Linked DNA regions of Homo sapiens: regions 1 and 3 are each linked to region 2. The links are chromatin contacts, found by Hi-C in ENCODE. All regions are on one chromosome and are shown on one strand. The core of a region is the stretch at or near the end of the contact, and the rest is flanking DNA. Distances in the headings are between cores, read along the strand shown.

Region 1 (4,548 bases), core at 5-2,504, 3.0 Mb before region 2:
AAGACAGGAAAACTATGCCATTCTGATCTTCACTGTATCAATCAATGGTCTGTAATTGTTCAGTAAAAATTCTTCAAATGAAGGAATGTCCAAAGTTGTCTGGATTCAGTCTGTAAAAGAGTAATTAAGCTTTTGCTTTTGCTTAATATACATGCCTTGACAGTATATTAAAGTGCTTAATTAAGCAGCTTTTTTATGGTCACAGAAGTCTTTGTGATATTTAACATTATGAAATCTACATATTCAGAGCCACCTCTAGTCTATAAAATTAAAGTATTTACATATAATTTAATCACATATTTTCTTCACAAAAGGCATTATTTAAGATATGGCAACTAAATCAGAGAATTCTGGACAATTGCTTTTGTTCATAATTTTATCCAAATGATGAAGTTCATAATTACACAATGTTACAGTTATGAATATATTAAGGTAGACCTTAAAAGCTCACAGCAAAAGAGTAACACAGTGTCTGAGATTGTGCAATGTACCAAAGAGGATATTGACTTTACTCTGGATAATACGCAGACAAATTTACATTTATGTCTTAAACTTAACCCCTAACCTTATAAATGATTGAATGCACCCAGTGGCTTATTTTCTGTAAATCAGTAAGTAACCTCAAATGAATGCATCAATTTTCATAATGCATGCATTGTTAGTATCATCTAATATTTTTATTTCAAGTAAATAACCATATTATTCATGCTAGTAGCTGGTACAAACCTTTACCATTCTTCTTAAATTACTTAGCTGGACTCACCCACTCATTTTAACAGATGGCCAAGCCTCCTACCTCACAGAGAAAATAGCAGCCATCAGTCACAAACCGCACCTCTTGTATTATCTGCATGTTCCCCAGCTTTCTCTCCTTCCCTTCTGTCCCAAAGGATGTCTTGCCTGTCTTCCAAAGATAACACTTTAATCTGTACTCCTGATTTCATCTTCTTCCTTTCTTCCTCTCTATGTTTACTGAGTGCCTTCTGATGCCAGAATATTCTAAGCCTGGGGACACAGTGTGAAACAAGACACAAAGCCCCTCTCCTTGTGGACTTTGCATTCTATTATGTGTCCTCCAACGCCTTTTCAATATTCACCACCGTTTTTTGAATCTTCACTGTATCCTCTGTCGTGGCTGTTCTCTTTTAGCTTACAAACCTGTCTAACTTGTCCTCATCCTTAAAATGAATCTGCTTATTTTGCTGAATTTGAAGGCATGTATTTCCTTCCCTTACTGCTGTACTTCTAGAATCAGCTGCAGTTTCTGTTTCTACTTTCACTTCCCTTTTTCACTCCTCAGTGCACAGCTATCTATTTTTCTTTTGTTCTCTGTACTCCAGTGAAACATTTATCCTCAGCCTTTGACACACTCTTCCTTCCCTTGAGTCCTCATGAATCCTAGGACAGAATATAGTTTATTCTTCTGGCTACACTTTTTGCTACTGCTTCATTCTCTGCTTGCAACCTTACTGTTTGACTCCCCAAGATTTCTTCTTTGGCCTTCTTTTCTCATTCTGCCCATTCTTCTTGAATCATCCTACCCACACCCATGGTTTCAACTACTACCTATGTGCTAACAACTCCAAAATTCTGTTTTCAGAGCCTTCTGAATTCCTTATCTATATTTTCAAGTACTCCAAAAGCATTCTCATTTAAATAGCCATATCATGTGCTAAAGATGTGGTACGTATTGCCACAGAGAAACACAGAGAAAATATTACCAGCTGTGATTATAGAAAAGCTCCAAAATCTCAGTGGCTTAATAAAATATGAGTGTTTTGTTGTTGGTGGTGGTGGTGTTGGTTTCATTTTTGCTCACGTAAGGTCCAGTTGGAGGTGGTGGTGGCGGCAGTGTGGTGTAGAGGGTAAAGGTGGTTCTGAGACCCAAGTTCATGAAGAATCTCCCCTCTATTATGTCGCTTGCCAGGTCATTCAAGAAAGTTTTATCCAGCCAGTGGATGGGAAGAGAGTTTGGAAGGGGTGGAAGATTTTATGTGACAGTTTTGGAATTGTTATATTTTCACTCACATTCCATTGAACAGAATTCAGTGACATGGTCCCACCTAGATCCAAAGGGGTTGGAAATGATAGTCCATGTCTGGGCAGCCACTTCATAGCATCCTCTATATTATGCAAGAGGAGCAAATCTTTAGTAGTTGGTTAAAAGTGTTTGCTACAGAAATCCATAGGTGACCTTTCTAGACAGAATTTTGTTTCTGATCAGTTGAATAAGGATCGCGAAGAGTGAAAGTGGAGACGAACAGGGTGATTCTTTTCTGGAAGCACAATGTTAGTGTTTAGGTGCTCATTTAATGTTCTTAGAACCAAAATTTGGCTGTTAGGGAAACGACAAAGCTCAGGAAGCAACTGATTTCTCTACCTTCCATTTTTATTTCCCTTAATCCAAACTTCATATAATTTGAATGTCAGAGTGTCATATGTTGCTGGATATAGTTTGGATGTTCGTCCCCTCCAAATCTCATGTTAAAATGTAATCCCCATTGTTTGAGGTGGGGCCTCATGGGAGGTGTTTGGGTCATGGAGGCAGGTGCCTCATGAATGGCTTGGTGCCATCCCCATGGTAACAAGTGAGTTCTCGCTCTGGTAGTTCATGCAACTGCTGGTTGTTTAAAAGAGTGTGGCACCTCCCTCCACTCACACCATGTGAGAGGCCCACTCCCTCTTTGCCTTCCACCATGACTGTAAACTCCCTGAAGCCCTCAGCAGAAGTAGAGACTGGCACCATTCTTCTTGTACAGCCCATAGAAACATGAGTCAATTAAATCTCTTTTCTTAGTAAATTACCCAGTCTCAGGTATCTTTATAAGAACACAAAAACAACACTAACACGTTGCCCTCCTTCATTCCTTATTATTTTTTCTTTAAATATATAGTTATTTTTCTAATAATAAAAGTATAGATTAATCTTTCCGAAACTCAATTAATTATTTCATTCCCTGAGTTAAGACATTCAATAATATCTCCAATGATTCCAAGAGGAAGTGCGAACACATATGATGTCATGAAAGGCGGTACAATGGCACTCCAGCCAACCTTACCTGCCTTTCACCGAGCTTTATTGTCTGCTATCATTCTGTACCACTTTAGCACCCATAAGGTCTATTTTCCACTGCCAGAAAGCAGATGGCAACAAAGAAAATGCTGGCAGTACTATTCCCCATGTGGTTTTTGTTTAGAGTCACTATTGAGAAGCATCACACAAGACATGGAAAGCAAATGCCTCCAAATCCAAATTCCAAAGATTGGGAGGGCATTATTCCCCAGATATTGTGAGCAGACACATGGGTGGTCATGAGATTTGAAGCACATTCTGAATGAACACTTGAAAATCACCTCAATAAGTATTCTGCACTGAGATAGTCTTTATCTCCCCGAAAGCCTTCCAATGAGAATAAACTTCTAATTCCCTGCATTAAACATTTCAAACTTGCAATACGTAGAGTAGCTGAGATTTCCTTGAACAAACCTTGACATATAATGTCCATCATTATGCCATAACGCTCTCAAGTAGGGACACACACACACACACACACACACACACACACACATAAAAACCAAAATTCTTACCATTACCAAAATCCAATTCATTGTTTTGATACATGCTTTTCTGTATGGCATGTCCTTTTCCTGACATTTCTGTCTGACAAAAGTCCTGTTCATCCTTCAAATTCAAATACCACCGTCTAACTGAGTCCTTCCATAATTCCCCCAATTATAGACACATGCTCCTTGGGGAGCCCATAACATCTTATTCATACCACTTACATGGTATTTATAACGTCATTTATATGCCCTCACCTTGTAGAGAGAAATTATGTTTCATTACACTCTGTGGCCTTAGTTCTTAGTACAAACATTGTCGTATAGTAAGCATTCAATAATGTGTTGGATAAATGGTCCATTTTGAAACAAAATGTCATTAATGTAGGTGAACATTTTCTTCACAGCATACTCTGAAAATTGGGAGAGTAAACCTACATGCTGGGAGTATACTTAAGGCTCACTGAAGCATTTCAGGCACCACCCCCTCTCTCCAGTAGGACACAAGCATGAGAGACAGATAAATGAGCAATGGGAAGACACACACCATCTTCCACCTCTCCCTCACCTTTCTCCTCTCAATCTCTTATCACTTATAAAATTAGTTATTTCATTTATTGGCCTACTGGGAGTAGGTTTTATACCAATCCCTGACTCCAGTATCCACCATTACACGCTTTTTCCTCCTGAAGACTTACTGTAGAGAAAAGGTTTTCTCCATGTTGTCACATTAATGGTTCTATGTGTCTGACCTTCCTGTAGGAGGTGCCCTAGTTGCCCAGACAAGTGGTGCCACCTGCCTGGGTGCAGGGGAACATGCTCCTGACGCATTGCAAGGCAGGAGCAGCACCGCCAGGAGCTAAGCCCCAACTGCAACATTCGTTTTCCTTCATTAACATAGGGTCAAAATGGCTCCACTTTTTAAAATGGCTCCTTTTTAATTAAATTGATGCCAGCTTCTGTGTTTCACCCTATCCCAGGAATTTT
Region 2 (4,520 bases), core at 1,375-3,874:
GTATAGAACGTTTGGAAGTTTCTTAACTGACTTAGGCCACCTAAAGGTATTAGAGTAGACAAGCAGTTTGTAAAAGGTGCTTTGCAGGTAACCAGGGGCCTGCTGGTCTCTCATAGCTGCCTCAGAGGCTCATGATAGAAGGTTTGAGAAACTAGGGGATTGTCACTGAGAGGGATACAATGGGGACTTCGGTCGAATAATCTCCATTGTCTTTCGAGCAGAACAGCAGCAGCTCTATTTCCTATACATTTCACATTTTGTAATTCTTGAAGGATTTTTTTTAAAACAAAGACCTCTGCTAAAACCAAACCAAACCAAATCAAATCAAATAAAAGCTGCAAGACTCCTGAAGGTCCCTCTAGCTCTACATTTTTAGTACTTTCCTATGATATTTATATATCCCACATGCTGGTTCACTTTGTCATCTGAGATGAGACTAATCTGTGTCCATCTGGGATAGAAATTTCTTCCGTACTTTGATGAAAAGCAGTGTAGTCCTGCAAGATGTGAGTCTATTTCCCCATACTTTATTGACACAGGTATGAAGATGAGAAGAGATGGAGGCAGCAAAGGAAATGTGGTTTTGCATGTCACTAGCTCAACTCCCTCTGCATTTTCTTTTAAGCAAGGGAGGTGCTCCATTGTCTCTATAGGGCAACAGCAGTTCACTGGGTCCCCACATTTTTCTGGGGCTTTTGTGAGAAGCAGTAGGCAGGAACAGTGAAGAGAAACTTAGCAGGAGGCCCAGGTGCTGTCTTTTCTAGTTTCAGAGCTATCTGATCAGGACAAAAAGGAACAAGCTTGTCCACAGCAAGATGGCCAGCAACTTGGTTATTTACCCAGTTAGTCTTGGGGAACACTAGAGCTCTTCCAATAGCTGGGACTATTTAAATTTTTTCAAGGAAACATATGCTGTGGGTTGGTGGTAGATGGGATTCAGGAGGATCCTTCTCTTATACAAGATGACTTTCTGGATAGGTGTTTGTGGGGTACAGAGGGAGGGAGCAAGGAGAATAAGAGAGGAACAAACCAAATGTTCAACATTCTAACACTCTTTAATAATTTATCTAAAATTATTGGATATTGAATTATTAGAGGCATTGAATCTTTTACTTTTTGTATGACACTCACTCAGTCTTCAAATAATTTCTGATTGAACACTAGATTAAGAGGAAAAAATACCACAAATGAAATAACTTGTATTTTTGTTACGCAAAGGATTATTCTAAAAAATAATAAGCTGTTCCTCTAAGCCCTTTTAGAACACATGGAAAACTTCAGAATAGTGTGAGGGCGTCTTACATGCACTTCTTTCTTTGGAGATTGTGATAACCCAAGTAGAGGATTTAGGATTGTGCTGCTCAGAGACAACTGTTTGGATAAAATAATGCCAGATTCATCGTTTCCAGACTTGTTAAATTCATGGAGTATTAAAATAAAATTGAAATAAAATGGAAAATATGATGCCCAGTTGTTTTGTCAAAACCAGTCTAGGTGTTGCTTTGAAAGTAGTTTTTAGATATGATTAACATTTAAATCAGTAGGCTTTGAGTAAAGCAGATTACTCTCTGTAATGTGGGTGGGCCTTGTCCTATCAGTCGAAGGTCTGAAAAGAGTGAGGTCCCCTGAAGAGGAAGGAATTCTGCCTCTGACCTGCCTTCAGACTCAAGACTGCAGCATCAACTCTCGGAGTTTCCACCCATCCAGGCTGCCCTGCAGGTTTCAGACTTGCCAGCCCCCAGAGCTGGTTTAGGGAATTAAACCAATCTTTCTCTCTCCACATATATACATACTTTGTTTTGTTTCTCTGGAGAACCCTGACTAATAGACCAATACAAGATTGTGGTTTTAATTCCACCAAGTAAGGACTGAAAACTAAACAAATAAACAAAAATGAAAATCTACCATCTATTGTCATCACTTCATGAAAGAAAGAAAAATTTACTATTCCCATAGGAAAGACATACTCTCAGAACAAAGAACAATTTTATTGATGAATAAATTCTATCCTATTAACTAGCTTACCACATTGCCTTTACGTGTCTCATTTTCCACACACAGGAGCCAGCCTTTAGGAACTGTGCTGGAGGTGACCCAACTTCTGATTGTGTGGGAGAACTATCCCACTGTTACTCCTAAGAGAACATTCTCTCCCAATAGCTCCCCCGATATGGAATGTGACAGAGTAACAAGATGCCAAAATATATAGACCTCTTTTTCTTTCTACAACATAGGTGCTCTTAAACAGTATGCAGAGGATTGTGTAGCTGCTTATAATAGGAGCCAGGCTGACACAGCTCTCTTTTCTCTTTTGTCACAGGTGATCACAGAAATAGCTTGCTGTAACAGCACCTCACAGTTTCCTCTTAAAATGAAACCACATTTTCTTTGTGCCCTTTCAGCTCAGTTCTGCTGTTCATAGAGGGGCTTGGGAGATTTTCCACTGTAGGTTTCTTAAAATTCATTATACTTGTAGAATGTTAGAGCTAGAAGGTCCCCTAAAGATCATAAAGTTCAATTTCATTTTTTACAGATGAGAAAACAGAGGCTAAGAGAGGTAAAGAGGTGCTTAGTTGTGGCAGAAGATTAGAAGAGAAGTTCCTGCATGTCGGTTTAGCAATCATCTTGCTCATTACAACTTCCTCTTCTGCCTTAATCACTTTTCAGTTCAGTAGCCTCTTTCCTCTAGAATAGCCCTTCTGTATTCACACTGCCTTTTCTTTGCTTTGAAGTTACAGATCTGAAACTCTTGCGTTAGCTATGCTATGGTTTTCTTCCACATTCTGTACACTGTACTGACCATCCTCTTATAAACCTCTTCTCTTCTAGGTTAAAGATTTCTTGACTTCCCTCTGGTGAAGCTTGATACCAACTGACCTATAAGGGCTTGGTTTTCACAACAGAGTCTTAGTCCACCCTCGCCATCGCACCAAATACTGAGAGAACAAATAAAATTATTGCTTGAAGAAACGAAGTAAAGACTATAGTATTCATATTTTTCCCACATGCCATTTGCAGTAGCTTTTCATATTTCTCATCTATCCCACACTAGAAATTTCATCTATTGGCTTTTGTAAATTTTCTTTTTGAGCCACAAATTTATCTCAGTTTCAGATTCTAATCTATTTTCAGTAGTGCTTTCAGTTTAGTTTACTCCCATTTCAAAAATACTCCGTCTTGTTCTTTACAGCAATAAAATCCAAATGCAAATTCCGACAACCTCAGCCAATGGTGAGTCATGGTCCCTCATTTCCACCTCTTCTAAACGGTCATGGTTGCTCATTTTCACTCTTCTAAGCACCTCTTCTTTACAGCAACAAAATCAGAAAGCAAATTCAGGCAACCTTAACCAATGGTGAGTCATGGTTCCTCATTTCCACCTCTTCTAAACCCCTCCTCTGATGGTCAGGACCCTTCTCATTCCTCAAGTAGTAACTATTCAGCACTTTACCACTTCCCTTGAATCTCTGACCCATTATCTTTTTCGTCTTTCTCACAGAAAATAGAGGCAGCCATTTAAGTACTTTCTCAACTTACTCTCCAACAAATCTGATTCAAATACTTTCATCTGTAGTTTTACCTTCTCTCTAGTGTCAAAACCTGAGGTAATCCTAAACCTCTTCAAAGACAAGTCATTCTCGGTGTGCTACTCTGTTCTGTGTCTTCAAACTGGGCTCCTTTGATTATTGCTACCTCTCTATCGTTAGCCTTTCTACTGGCTCTGTCCTCTTAGTATTTATTCATGTTCAAGTACTTCCCAACCTTAAAAAAATAACCTTGACCCAACATCCTCTTTACCTCAACTTCACTTCATAAAATTTTAAAGACATCATACCTCAAATCCACTATCCTACCTGTCTTAGTCTATTTTATGTTGCTATCACAGAGTACTACAGAATGGATAATTAATAACAAACAGTTATTGATTTGGCTTACAATCCTGGAGGTTGGGAAGTCCAAGGGCATGGTGATAGCATCTGGCAAGGTAGCAAGACTTCATGCTGTGTGATAACATGGTGGAAAGAGCAAGAGGATGTGAGCAAGCAAACAAGAGGGGGCTGAACTTGCTTTTATAACAAAGGCACTCTCATGATAACTAACCCACTCCGTCCATAACATTAATTCATCCGTGAGGGTAGAGTCTTCATGACTTAATCACCTCTTAGTAGACTCCACCTCTCGATGCTGTTGCTTTTGGGATTAAGTTTCCAACACATGAACTTCAGGGAACACATTCAAATCATGGTACTACGTTGCATCCATATTACAATCTGTTGTGATCTACTTTTGCTCCCACAGGTCCATTAAAACTGTACTCCATGAATTTCTGGTTGCTAAATACAATGAACATTATTCAATCCTTATTCTTTCAATCTCTTGGCAGAATACTTTCCAGTTGACCAACAGAGTCTTGTTGGCTTTTATATCCCTTAGACCCAAAGACTTACAGGGCTTGGCAGAGTTTCTGGCAACATAACGAAATCTGAAAATTGACGAAAGATTTAGAATGGAAAATAAGT
Region 3 (4,512 bases), core at 76-2,575, 3.6 Mb before region 2:
CTTATATCAGTTGAAGGTAACTACTGAAGTTACTAGCATTTATATTATATTTGTGAGGGTAGAAAGGCTGTCTCTCCCAAAGTATAAGCTTTAGGAGGTCAGACTTTTATATTTCCCTTTGTTTTCCAAGAATTAAGCATTCAGAAAATACCTATTAAATGAAGTAACTATATTTAGTCCAATCCATTCCTTAAGAAACAGAATCCGAATTCCAAAGAGAAATTACTTGTTCAAAGTAATAAAACTATGTAATGTCAGAGATCAATTAGAAATTAGGATTTCCTAAAATGTGTACCTTTTCATTAGAAAAGATGACTTTTTTTGGTCCATCAACCAGATAAAAGCATGCTTCCTCAATTCAAAATGAAATTTTATCACGATGCCAAACTAAAGGTCAAATAATGTTCTGATCACCTATATGATATTCATGAGATGATCTCAAGGTCCTATGTAGACGTATGGTAGCTTCAGAAAGGAAGCCAAGTTAACAGTTGACAGCTGATTTATCAAAGTATTGAGATTCTAAGTTTTCTTTCTCCTTTCTTGTAATTTTATTGTTCATAAGACTTTTATTAAAAACAAAAATTATCCCCAAGAAAGAACTAAGCCTTTAGCCTGGTACACCATATACAAAGTATAGCCCTGAAACAAAGTACAGCCGTTGGATCCTGACACAAACCCTAGCTGCCATCCTCAAAAATTCTGGCTTAGACACAAAACTGGCTCACTCTCACCAGTATATCCCTTGGTATTTGCTTTCTCAAGTTCCTTTTGGAGTCCACTTAAAACCTCTGCGACCAGTTTCAAAAACTCATCTAGGGAGCACTTTCTAGGAAAATAAACTTTAATTCTAGTTTTCTGTTGTATCCACATCCATGCAAACATCGATTCTTTCAAAAATTATTTATAGTTTAATATCTTCATGATTTGTTCATTTATTCTTTGGACCCAAAGAAATGTATCTCCCCGCATTTGCCTGGGAGCTTCTGCAATGAAGTTACCACAATTTAAATCATCTCTACAGTGACTTTATTTAAAATGTTGATTGAATAAATCCAAAATCAATTAATGTGCCAGAAAAAAAGGAAGCCACCCCACTAGCTAAAGAGTAAAGCCCTTTCTGCATTCATCTTTCTTACTCTCACCCACTCTCCCACCGCCCAGCCCTACGCCAGGCGAGGGAGCAGTGCGGTGGGCGGTACCCCAAGTCCGCTGGGGGCGTGGCCCTGGAGCCATGCCTCGCCCCCAGCGCGCGCTCCCGGCGCCGGCCCCGCCCCCTCACCCAGGCGGCGCCGTAAAGCCGGAGAAGGGGCGGGGTCTCAGCTCCTACTTCATTCTACGGCCGAGACCGGAGGATGTTCCCTGCTCAGGAGGAGGCCGACAGGACCGTGTTTGTTGGGAATTTAGAGGCCCGAGTTCGGGAAGAGATTCTGTACGAGCTGTTCCTTCAGGTACCGTCTCTGGGAAGGGGCGGCGGAGGGGCGGAGCACGTCGGGCCGGAAACATAGCGCGCACCTGGACCACCCGGAGCCCGGCCCCCTTCCGTCCCATCCTGAGCAGGGGTTTTAATTTCGTTTCCTCTTGGCGCACCTGTCTCCAGGTGAGCGGCTGGGGAGTGAAATGAGGGCGCGTTCCCCATCCCCATCCGCGCTGCAGAGTCCTGGGGTTGGGCAGGGACGTGGTTCCTTCAACCCCCGTTTCTGATTAAGGGCTTCCCAGAGGCTGCCTGGGCCTCGGGTGTGCGCGGGCAGAACCGAAAACAGCCTGGTCACTGTTCTCCGTCAAGTAGTAAGCACGCCTGACATCCCCCAAAAGGAGAGGGGTCGCTTTTATAATGTTTCCTTTTACACCTTGCTCCTTCCTTCAAGCCCTTTTATGCGGACAGTATTTTTATTCCAGCATGAAAAGTGAGATTTGAGATGATTTGGCAGCCAACTTACCGTGACTGTGACCAGGTGATTCCCTGGACAAGGCCCTTTAATTCATACCAAGAGGACCTTCGGAAACTTTGAGATCTGGTACCTCTAGGATTAAGCCTGCTGTGTCCTGTATACACGCTCACTTATCGTATTGTCCTATACAGCTAGGTATCACTTGCCAAAAAGATACACTCATTCAGCCATTCCCCTAACCGTGTAATGATCCGGAATTACGGGGCAAATACTGAGGGTGCTGGGAAAACAAATTGACGAGACATCCTTTTATCTTCCTAACAGGGAGAACTTAAAATTACAATGTTTACGATAATCTATAAAAAGAGAAGGGACATAGATAGAAAAGTGGTTCCGCGTGCGAACTCTGAGGTCAGCAGTGTGACTCTGAGCCTGTCAATGAATTCCTCAGTGCTTCAGTTTCCTTATATGTCAAAAGAGAGTAGTAGTATCTGCAGTATAATGTGGCTATCGGAATATGTGGCCTAATGGTAAAATGGCTACAGCTGAGTCTAGCACTCGCTGTTTGCTACCGCTACTACTGCTAATGGTACTGCTGTTATTATTAGTAATAATACTAACATCAAGAGAAATCAATAGTTACTTTCTCCTATCAGAATAAGGGAAAGTTCCGAGGGAGGCAATTACAGAACTAAATTTTCAGGATTGAATGGGTCAAAGGGGTCCTTTATTTGGTTGTGAAAGGACTTACTTTTGTCTCGAAACTTAACTAAAGCAACCCTCTTTTAATTGTAGATACAATTTGGTAGAGAGGGTTCTTTCCAGGAATACAGTTTCCTTTCCTGGACGTAAAACTTTTTTATTATTTGAAAAATATTATTGATTTTAAGACTTTTAGGTTCATCCTTTTAATTCATCTTTTTAAACTTGCCTCCTTTTTTATGAACTCTAATCCATATCTGTTTTTTCATTCAGTATCATTTAAAACTTACTATATTAAGTTAAAAAAAACAACAACAAAAACCGAAAGAAATATAAAGTAAACTTAGAGTTATTTTTCTCCAGAAGACTTCTTTCACTTTGAGCCTCCAAAAAAAGGAGAGTGGAAGACTGGGGTGGGATTGCATTATCCAATAACCATTATTTTTAGTCAATCAGGACTCGATCAATATCAGTTGTGTGGATCCACAAGACTATATATTATCTTCTCATTCTTTATCAGTTCCTTCTTCCACCTAAGCAAAATATAAATTTTATTTAATAGATCAGGTAAGAAGCATAAGTTCTTATTTTTGTCTAGGTATTGAAAGGAATTGCCAAAGTGGAGTTTCTCTTCCACTTTAGACTTCAACACCCAGCAAAACTTGACAACTATCACACTATGTATTTCATTGTGATTTAAAAAATACTGTAAGATAGTGTGATTGTTGCTAAAAGTAAGTCTTCATGTTGACTTTTATCTTTACAAATGCTTTGAATATCTAAATTTATGTCAAAATTCAAATCACGTAAGCATGTTCTGTCCCATAGTGATTACATCTATTTAATATCTGTATAAAAATCACCAATTTTATTGGTTTTTATATTACAGTATATTTATCCTTTTACTATTTTCTTTCAAATTTCTGATTATACTTGGAAATGAGAAAATCAGATTTATTATCATTACACTTTTAATACTAGAGTTGAGATTTAGAGAAAATATGGTGAATTCAGTTTCAAATATGTTGAGATTGAAGTACAAAAACATAGACATCTCCAGGAGGTGTCTCCATGAAAGAGACATGGTGGGAAAAGTAAATTTGTTGATGAGGTGGTCCTTGAAGCCAGAAGGGAAGGGAAGCTAGTCCCTGGGAGAGCACAGAGAATGAAAGGAAAAGACTAAATCTTAACACACAGAATTATTTTAAAGATGATCATTAATATTTTTCTTTAGAGTAAAAGCAATTTTTTTATTTATGCAACTCTACAGGGAAAAATAATCAGTTATTAAAGTCTGAACCATTCAGCATTAAATCAGTTGTTTGTGTTTGTAAGTGCCTCCTCCAATCATTATCATGGCTGTGATGTAATTTTTCGTTAGTTGTAATTAACAATCTTCTATGATATTTGGCTCTGTGTTTTTAAATCTTCATTGCATATTATAGGTTTTTCTATCAATATAATCTGAATATTTATAATTTATATTTTATTCCGTTTTAGTAACACACCATGGAATAATATCTCCAGTTGTTAGATTTAGAGCCTCTCTAATTTCTCACACTTATAAACAATGCAATATACTTAAAAGTCTTGAACATATTTAAACATTTTTCCTTTGGAAATTTACCAGATGGAGTTTCCAAATCAAAATGCATGATAAATTTATTTATTCTTGAAAAGATATTTAATCTTCATGACAGAAAATTTAAACTATGATATAACATCGCCAGCTTTTTTGAGGATAACTCAACCAGCATTGAATTTCTCATTTCAGTTATTTTTTGAATTCAACACTGTGAATGTGTATGGAGACAAAGTAGTATTTTAATCTTAGATTTATATGTTTTCTAAATTGGTTTGTTAAGCCTAACAGAAGGATAGTCTACCATTTCTTTTACAGTTTGAAACTAATACCTAG

The links. Hi-C counts contacts between places; a loop is a spot of excess contacts on that map. Pooled maps may share reads with other maps.
Region 1: a loop to region 2 is called in a map with no recorded cell type, with 19 times the contacts of the local background. The contact joins two enhancer-like sites. A Hi-C loop is called at or near these places in 3 of 37 single-sample maps with no recorded cell type and 4 of 50 pooled maps.
Region 3: a pooled map shows a loop between it and region 2 (4-fold over the local background). The contact joins the promoter of RBM11 here to the enhancer-like site in region 2. A Hi-C loop is called at or near these places in 2 of 50 pooled maps.

What each region holds. Positions count from the first base shown.
Region 1 is chr21:14,762,042-14,766,589 of GRCh38, forward strand. No RefSeq gene overlaps it. Among named protein-coding and RNA genes, the nearest start is that of ASMER1, 150 kb to the right of the region's middle. RefSeq lists enhancers at 1,039-1,158, 1,319-1,448, 1,499-1,558, 1,689-1,748. Within about 2 kb of position 1,255, at least 7 of the 41 ENCODE cell types and tissues checked have a DNase peak (open chromatin) inside an H3K27ac peak, as active enhancers do.
Region 2 is chr21:17,781,612-17,786,131 of GRCh38, forward strand. C21orf91-OT1 (C21orf91 overlapping transcript 1) reads right to left here. Exons shown (of 4, transcript NR_038871.1): 3 at 3,937-4,001. The region is part of intron 2 of LOC124900465 (a long non-coding RNA gene); the gene reads left to right. Among named protein-coding and RNA genes, the nearest start is that of C21orf91-OT1, 8.6 kb to the right of the region's middle. RefSeq lists enhancers at 930-979, 2,948-3,017, 3,048-3,137, 3,548-3,607. Within about 2 kb of position 2,625, at least 7 of the 41 ENCODE cell types and tissues checked have a DNase peak (open chromatin) inside an H3K27ac peak, as active enhancers do.
Region 3 is chr21:14,214,832-14,219,343 of GRCh38, forward strand. RBM11 (RNA binding motif protein 11) reads left to right here and starts at 1,326. Exons shown (of 5, transcript NM_144770.5): 1 at 1,326-1,451. The coding sequence starts at 1,356. RefSeq lists a silencer at 1,143-1,372.